Regions from separate parts of the Mus musculus genome. Here region 1 is linked to region 2. The links are chromatin loops, found by intact Hi-C in ENCODE. Cell type or tissue: left cerebral cortex. All regions are shown on one strand. Links, peaks and the distances in the headings refer to the core of each region. The heading gives the core; the rest is flanking DNA. Region 1 overlaps Wdfy3 (WD repeat and FYVE domain containing 3). Region 2 holds the start of Wdfy3 (WD repeat and FYVE domain containing 3).

Evidence for each region. Peaks named below come from ENCODE experiments on the same cell type or tissue, not always from the same donor. Only the 100,000 strongest peaks of a DNase experiment are listed, where the experiment ranks them.
Region 1: a loop joins it to region 2, with 2.7 times the contacts of the local background. A loop is called at or near these places in 1 of 42 quality-filtered maps.

The regions. Positions count from the first base shown.
Region 1 is chr5:101,966,115-101,970,499 of GRCm38, forward strand. It overlaps Wdfy3 (WD repeat and FYVE domain containing 3), which reads right to left. Exons shown (of 67, transcript NM_172882.3): 5 at 2,755-2,878. Among named protein-coding and RNA genes, the nearest start is that of Gm42135, 21 kb to the left of the region's middle. In left cerebral cortex, for the core only: no CTCF peak of the experiment used is centred there; a DNase peak (open chromatin) is centred at 2,544; H3K27ac peaks cover 241 bases.
Region 2 is chr5:102,067,615-102,071,999 of GRCm38, forward strand. Wdfy3 (WD repeat and FYVE domain containing 3) reads right to left here and starts at 2,307. Exons shown (of 67, transcript NM_172882.3): 1 at 1,982-2,307. In left cerebral cortex, for the core only: CTCF peaks have their summits at 1,840 (motif pointing left) and 2,428; DNase peaks (open chromatin) are centred at 1,541, 1,911, 2,357, 2,656 and 1 more place; H3K4me3 peaks cover 2,842 bases; H3K27ac peaks cover 1,700 bases.

The DNA.
Region 1 (4,385 bases), core at 316-4,315, 100 kb before region 2:
GAGATCTGTAAATTTACAGATTTCTGCAACCTCTGTATTTGCTTCTTTTTATGTGCCACATGTGCACACCTTGGGAACGAAATTACCTGACGGTGTTGTGGCTCTGAACTTCTTGGAGCACAGCACAATGCTTTTCAGGTTGGAAAGAAAGGCAGGAATGTGTAACTAGGATCCAGGACAAGTCTCTAACCCTGTCGCTGGAGGACTGGGCCATCATCACCAGCCTCTCTATACCCGGCATGGTACCACTGAGGACTGCACTACTGGGTTTAACCAGGGCCTCGGCATGTAGCGATGTCCTCCACGACACACTGAAGACGTAACTAACTGTACAGAGTGAACTCTTAAGAAATCTAAATAAGCTTTAAGATGTTAAAGCTAAATGAGCATACAAAATATGGTAACTATATACCTTATAATCCCTTAACAATGAGATGCCAGCAATGGGAAGAAAATGAGGGGCATCCTGAGATTCTTGCATTATTGCATTGTATTCTTGTATTATTCTTGCTATGTCCTGGGGGGGGGGGTTTATAAACACTTCAAAATTAAATATTTGTGTAACTATTACCATAGTTAAGAATGAAACACACTCTCTATTTAAGACATCCACCTGTCATCTCACCCAAAAGATTGTCTTATGCGTATAAGATCTTCGAGGGAGCAAAGAAAACAAATATGTAGTTAGCACCACGACTTCCCACAGACAGCTCAGCCTGAGAGGATATCAACAATGAGGACAGAGAAGCTAGTGAAATAAGTCTGGGGACATTTCCTAATCTCAGGTGTCATTCCGGACAGAAAATGACTGGAGCTAACGTCACTGAGAAATTTCCCTTCCTGCTACCCGTTCACAGTCATACAAATCTTACATCACAAATCTCTGCTCTGACAAAATTAACTAGAACAAGAGTGTGTGCTAAGAGAGGAGTCAGTTGCCGGGCAGTGGTGGCGCATGCCTGTAATCCCAGCACTTGGGAGGAAGAGGCAGGTGGATTTCTGAGTTTCGAGGCCAGCCTGGTCTACAGAGTGAGTTCCAGGACAGCCAGGGCTACACAGAGAAACCCTGTCTCGAAATAACAAACAGAGAGAGAGAGAGAGAGAGAGAGAGAGAGAGAGAGAGAGAGAGAGAGAGAGAGAGAGAGAGAGAGAGAGAGGAGTCAGTCCCACTTTGGGTGCAGGAGGGAATGAGGTCAGACGTTTTAACCATCCCTTTCATTAGACGCTTTTCAGGTGCTAATGCAATCAAAGCTGCCTCAGTTTCAAATCTATTCATTGAATAACGTATTGCATCCCCTCACACGAATGGAATTAATCCTCAATTAAAGACATTCTAGTTATCCATGGGCTAAGATGAACATCTCAGATCATGTATGTAACTCTAATTGCTGAAGCCAGTGCTCTGGTCTGCGCTGCCATGCCCCTGTGATGCTACACACAGATGGAGCATCTGAGAAAGAAGCAGGCTGGGATCTGGGAAAGGAGCAGGCTGGGATCTGGTCCTGAGGGTGAGTCCTTCACAATGGGATGAGTACTTACACTAGGAAAGTCCTGAGCGCTGGCTCTCTCTCAGCTGAGCTCAGGGAGAGAAGGGAGCCATCTGTAAAGCAGAAAACTACCCAGTACACAGAACAAAGCAGAAACCTAATGCAGAGAGTGCACAGCCTTCCTCCTCCCCTCCTGCCGGCTTTCAAGCTCCCAAGGCAGATATGTCTTCTAAGCAAGTCTGAGTAATTCTCTGGGAAATTTTTCCTCCACTAAGAGAAACATCACCAATGATAGGCTCAGCAAGACAACCTTACTCTGATCTCATGGTACCAGGTTACCAGCCACAACCAGGACTTTTTGTCAAAAGGAGGATTGACCCGGTCCTTGCTACAAGATTGTCCCAGATGACAGTCTCCCTGGGCTCCTGCAGAATGACCTCGCTGGCCTAACCCCTGATTTAGGGTTCCTGTAGCTGATATGAAACACATGACCACAGGCAACTTACAGAGGAAAACATTCATTTCCTCTTTGGCTCCTAGGCAAGGGTCCATAAGGCAGGGGAAGTCGGAGGAACTCAAGGCAGGGGACGAAACAAAAGCCCTGGAGGAATGTCCTTTACTGGCTTGCTCAGCCTGCTTTCCTATAGTATCCAAGACCATGGGGTCCAGGGGTGGCATTGCCTTTTACAGAGCGGCCTGCCCTCCACTCGGTGACCAGAGCCCTCCCACATCAATCATTAATCAAGAAAGCGCCCTGCAGGCCAATCGGGTGAGAACTCTGCTCTCAACTGAGCTTCCCTCTTCCCAAGTGATTGTAGCTTTAGTCAAGCTGGAAAAAACTAAACAGAACAGCCCTTAAGTTACTTATGGTGTAACAGGAAACAGACACACACACACAGAGGCACACACACCACTCATGAAGCTGAGAAACAAAAGTGTACTTTGGAAGAGTGAAAAATGTCTTGATTACAGCAGTCGAGAACATTGCACCAAGGAAGTGTGACTTAATCCAGACTGGTAAGAGGAACTGAGGTAAGCACTGTCCTTAGGGGAGGAGCTTAGTCGGGACAGGAGTGTAAACACAGTCAGTCATCTATGTGGACAGAGAAAGAGCATTTAGATCAAAATACAGGAAGGAAGCAAGAATGAAGAGGAGAACCTGGGCGGGCAGACTGCAGACTGGCCGGGCTCCCTCCCACGGAATTTCAGCAGCACTTTTAGAGAGCGGCTGCCCCCATGGCCCACTTAGGTCAGCTTCTATAAGTACCTGTGGATTTGTTTGAAGCTCTCCTCCGGATCTCCGTCACCATGAGTCGGGAGACTTGCGTTGTGAACTGCAGAAGGTCAGAAAATTTCTCTGTCATTGTATTTGGAGGAGCATTTCCAAAAACCTGTGGATGAGAGAACACATTTCATGACGTACCGGCCTTTTGTTTGTTTGTGTGTTTGTTTGTTTTTTAATTATCAAGTTCAAAATGTGACATAACTTGAAGATCAAGTTACATGAGTGCAGTGACATTTCCTCTGGACCTGTTTACACCTAAAGATCATGGCTTTTGAAAGATCACATCTGGCCACATGTCTTTATACATACGAATGTACCAGGCATAAATCAGGTGGAAAAGTCTCACTAACAAACCTCAGAAAACAACCATTCTCCAAGGAAACCTGAATGAGACCTTTGAGAGACGTCACTCGGGGGGAGGTTCTTCGATGGGAGAAAGCAGGGGCTGATGGACCCTTACTCCTCATTCAATATTTTACAAGTTTCTGAGTTCTAACCACAGTCGTCCCTAATATAAGGCTGTCATGAAAATGACAAGGCAATGGTTAGGAAGCCCGTAAACGAGCTTGCTTTCTTGGAAACTTCGGACAAATGAACTGTGGAATAAATAATTCTTACAGTAAGCTGCTGTGGGCTCAGCAAAGAGGGATGGAATGAAAGCCAGACAGCCCATCATAGAGAGACACTGCATGGGAATACTGTCTGTGAGGCTGTCATAACAGCTCCCACTTATAATATAGTATTCATATTATCAATATCCCAATGTCACTATAAAGAGATCGGGCGCAGTCCACACACTTTCCCAAGCTAACACCACACTATGGTTTTGCAGGAGCGCCCCCTAAGTAAGGCTGGTTGTGACTGTTCCTATAAGCGAACACTACCTGGAGGCTGCTAAAGGAACACTGGGGCTGACTGGGACTATACAACTATCTATCTATCTATCTATCTATCTATCTATCTATCTATCTATCTATCTATGAGAGACACAACTATACCCCCAGCTCAGGAAGCTGGGATGGGGAGCCCGGAGGCCAGAGCAGTCTGTGTCACATAGTAAGACATTGTCTCAAAACCAAAAGCAAACCAAAAATAAACCAGCAAATAAAGAGGCAGAGCAACCCAGAGGGACCCGCATTGTGCTCCCGGGTCTGGCTCAATTAGTGAAAAGGAAAAGCTAGTCAATCATACTCCTCCGACGCAGTCTCCCTAAGGCGGACGCATGATACGGGTATACCGTACGCATGAGGACGTCTCAGTCTGGACTTTTCCATACAATAATAAAAGACTTTATTCCACAGAGCCTAGTAACAGAGGCAGAGGACCTCACAATATCATTTTAACAAAAGATGTTTCCTACATCCTTACATAGACACTGCTTCAAATTAGGCTAAACATAACAGAAACGGTGCAAAGGCTACTCTGCTCAAGGAGTAACCTGTCCCAGCAACTGCACCAAACTGCATTTACAGAATTCCTCTATTCTTCCCTGATGCTTGCTTGCTTGCTTGCTTGCTTTTTCATATTTGTTTTGTTGTTTGAGGCAGGGTTTCTCTGTGTAGCCCTGGCTGTCCTGAAACTCACTCTGTAGACCAGGCTACTTCAAATTCAGA
Region 2 (4,385 bases), core at 313-4,312:
AAAGCCCATGACTCCAAAATGCCATGCCATTCCGGTCTTCACATCTAATTGGTATCCTAAAACATTGATCATCACTGGCTCTAAACTTAGGCAATCTGGGTCCTAGACTTTCCCTAAAGTTGCCTAATTCCCCATCTGTACAATGGGATCAGCATCTTCCCCGTGTCTGAATGAGAATACACGGATGAATACTTTACATGCATGCTATCCTGGGATCCTCTCCATCTTTCCGTGGTACTCTGATACACTCTCCATCACAAGCATTAGACAGAGACAGGTGGAAAGTACACAAACTAATTTTTTTTCCTCAGACTTGCCTGCATCTACAAGACTTAGACGTTCACGCTCTTCTCAGCCTCCCAGTACCTGGCCAACAGGTATGAGTCACCATACCCAGGTAGGATATTTACTCTTTTTAAACTACGATACCCAGTTGTTTACCATCTTTTGTGGTTCCAGATCAAATGGGGGTGGGGGAGCCCCGATGTAGGCTACATTCTGAGGATAATTTCTAGAAATTCTAAGACCCCACTGAATGCAGCACCTTGGTGATATTTAGGACACCAGAGGTAAACAGTGAAGACTTGTGGAGTTCAGCATCCTCAGAGTACAGAATCTGATCCTGGAATATTACACTACGGTTTAACTTTCTTTCATGTCTTTCCAAGTTACTTCAAAGCCTCATGTTCCTTAACTCATAGCACATTTGTAGAGAAATTTTTGTGAGAAGCATATTTTTACATGAATAGATTTCAACTAAGGAAAAGAGAAACTATTTAAAAACCTGTATTTCTAGTTGCTTGAGGCAGAACTGCTCAAAGTTTTAGTTCTCAAACCTAATGAAATACAGATTTTTTTTAAACATTAAATGCATATCAAGCTAATTCTTACACAGCAGGGTCCCATGATGACAGTTTTATTTAAAGAGGGATTTACTTTGACTAGATCTATACACTAACAGACTATAGTCTTTCTCCTAGACTCTACACTAATACCACATCCCATTTTCCTGTAAATAAGTACATTTTTCATTGTTTTGTTATTTTTACTTGCTTTACATCCTGACAGTGAAAACTGATCTAAACCTGCTTGATAGAGGCCAGCCTGGAATCTGCTGTCTCGACGCAAGGGTTTTGTTTTTCTTTTTTTGTTGGGTTTTCAGACACCATAATAACCACTTGGTACTGACCAACCCATAGCTATTAGTGAACAAAAATAGTTTTTCGTATGCATAAGCACCATTTTTCCCACAGAAAAAACACTTAGCCATTGGTGAGGTACTGAAAATCCATGCATTCGGTAAACATCTGCTTGATCTGATTCTATCCTATTATTTCTACAAAGGAAGAACTCATCATCTGTCTCTCCGATTCAAGAGTCAAAAAATCAATGGAACGCAGCACCTCCGATGCGACCATGGTCCAGAGGGCTCTGGTCGGAAAGGTCACCGCTGCCTTTTCAACCCCGCCATAACCGCGAATGTCGGTGATGCCACCACATCCCCGATGCAGGACAGAAGCATCCCAGGTCCCTTCCACAGGGAAGGGTTTGCAGCTCAGAGCGTAGAGGGATGAGCCAGGAGAGGCCCGCGGCCCTGGAGACGGCGCCCGAGGGATGGAGGCCGCGCTCCGCTGCGCCCGGGCGCGCGCGGGTGGGGGCTGGGGGGTCCGGGAATGGGCACCGGGAGGGTCCTCCCGAGGGGACCGGCATGACCCCCACCTACCCCGGGCGCCGCCGGGTTACGCCCCCGCCCTCCCGGACCTGCGGTCGCCTTGCCCCCGCCTCCCCATCCCCGAGGCCCCCGCACGCCCCTCCGCCGGCCGCCTGGGACCAGCCGCCGACGGCGCCCTCTCCAGGCCCGGAGGAGGACGCGGGTGGGGGAGCGGCTGGGCCGCGGCCTGTCCCCGCGCGGACAGCGCCTCCGCCCCGCAGGAACAAAGCGCGCCGCGGGCGAGCCGGCGAGCGGGCAGGCAGCACTCACCGCGGACGCGCGGGCCCAGGCGTGGGGCCCGGGAGTCCCCCCAGGCCGGGCCGGGGCCGAGCGCCCGCTGCAGTCCGCGAGCTGCGGGGCCGGGGCGGCAGCCGTGCTAGGCAGCCAGGGCAGCGACGCCGCCGCCGCTCCCTTCTCCCGCCTGGGTCCCTGCTCCGCCGCGTCTTCTCCCTCGCCGGGTCCCCGCCGCCGCCTCAGCCTCGGCACTGCACGGGCTGCTCCTCTCCATCAAGGCCGGGCCGGGCCGCGGGGAACATCCCGGAAAGTGAGGGCTGGTGGCCGTCTCCCGCAGCTGCTGGTGGCCATCTTTAATCCTCCTCCTCCTCCCGCTCTCCCCACCTCCCGCGCCCGCTGACGGACGGCTCGGGATCCTCCTCCCGCTCCTCCCGCTCCTCCTACCAGGCCGGCCGCAGAAACTGCAGCCGCGCGGCCGGCCCCTCCCGCCTTTCCTTCCTCTTTCCTACTTCCTTCCCTCGCCGCGGCTCCTGCTTGCCGGCACCCTGGACAGGCGCGCAGCCCAGTCCGCGCCCCGCGCCCCGCGCCCCCTGCCCTCGCCTCCGGGCTCCCGGGTCCTCTGGCGCAGCGCTCACCCCCTCCTCCGGCTTCTCGGGGGACCCTGCTGAGAAAGCACCGCTGCGCGCCCCTGAGCCCTACTCCCATTGCTGGATGCTGTCACCAGCGATGAAAACACGCGAGCCTGCGTTCATTTTACTCCAGCTGGAGTACAAAAGAACTGCCCACGCTAGCTCTTTCACTACGCGGCCTCGAACCCCCACCTCCTCCGGTGCGGATCAGGACCCAGGAGTTTCCAGTCTCCAGGGTTGTCCTGGGTCAGTGACCTTGAGACCTTCTGCTGAGATTTTAGGTTTGCCCTTTCTGGAAAGGTCATTCTTTGTACCTCCATAGACCTGACCAACACAATGTTTGCACTAAATGAGTATGGATTGGTAAACTTGAAACAGCCAAGCGGACATCAGCTTGTCTCTGTTCCTAGTCCGCCCAGCGTACCGTTTGGGTCATACTTCTGTTCTGACGGTGGGGACAAAACTGAGTCAGCATGAATGCTTGAACTCCTTGAGTTGAACAGCTCAGAGTGGGGAAGTAGTGGTACAGAAACTGGAAACACGAGCTTGTTTTCCCAACACTGCAATCTACAGCAGTTTTAGGATTTCCTCTAAAAAAGAAAAAAAAAAAAAAAAAGCCGAAGTAATTTGGACTTGCTGTTTCCTTTTTTTAAGCCAGTTTGTGTTTGGAATTGGATCCAGTTGTACCGATTTACTCCACTGTTTGCTACAAGATTCAGCAGCTGTTCCGTGTGGGGGCCCCTGTTCCTGCTGTTCCCAGGCACCCGCTGGCAGGACAAAGCACCTTTCCCCAGGTGTGGAGAGCCATGCCTGTAAGGCCTGTGCTGGGTGGGGCTGCTGTTGGATGAGGTTGGGGGGTCCCTCAGGAGGATAGAAGAATTGTCCAGAGTTGGAGGCCAGGGAGACAGTCAGGGAAGGGAAGAGACCAGGGGCAGGCTACAGAATAAAAATGTAAATGTTACTCAATTCTGAAAGAGTAGGTCAGAACAACCCCTTTTAAAAAAACCTACTTTTATAACCAGATCATCTAAGGGGGAACAGAAATCCGATGCTTTGCCTCTAAGGCTCACAAAGTAACCTGTAAAGATACTGGCCATTCAACTGTTTTAACTCAGTCTGTGCCATCTATAGAATTCCTTTAAAGCCAAATAGGCTGTGCTATAGCGCTCTATAATACAGTTTTAAATAAATCATTACTGCCAGGTCGCTGGGTGGGGGAGGGGTGTGCCTGCTTCCTTTTCCTTCTTACTGCTCCTTCCTCCTTGGCCCTTTGATGTGTATTCTTTAGGTACCGTTCCTCCAATCTGCCCTTACACAAATGTACCACAAAATTCTCTTCAGCCTGGGAGTGTGGCAGGAAGAAGAGCTACTGGATGCATGGCTACATTAGGGTAAGAAAATCAGTTGAGTCAACACTAAGACCAGGGTGCCTTTCAGAAGGAAGATCTTCAACTAAATATGAATGAGGTTTCGAATTTTTTTTGTAATTATAATTGGGAGAAGAAAATTTATGAAATGTATGTCATCAGCACATTGATTATAAATGTCTTTCTGTTGGAAAAAAAACCATTGCAATAAAGTTCAAGGGTATATCAGTATGCAAATGTGGCAATTTTCCTGCTGGTGTCTTATAGAGAATATTTCACAAAGGTTTTCTCCTAGTGCACACATATACACCCAGCTGCCTTCCCTTGTTTTGCTGAAGCTATACAAATATAAGGATTATAAGGATGGTCTGGAAAAGACCCTTCCCAGTTGCTCTCTCTCAGCTCTGCCTCAGATCTGTCACCGCCACAGCTCTTACCTTCCTG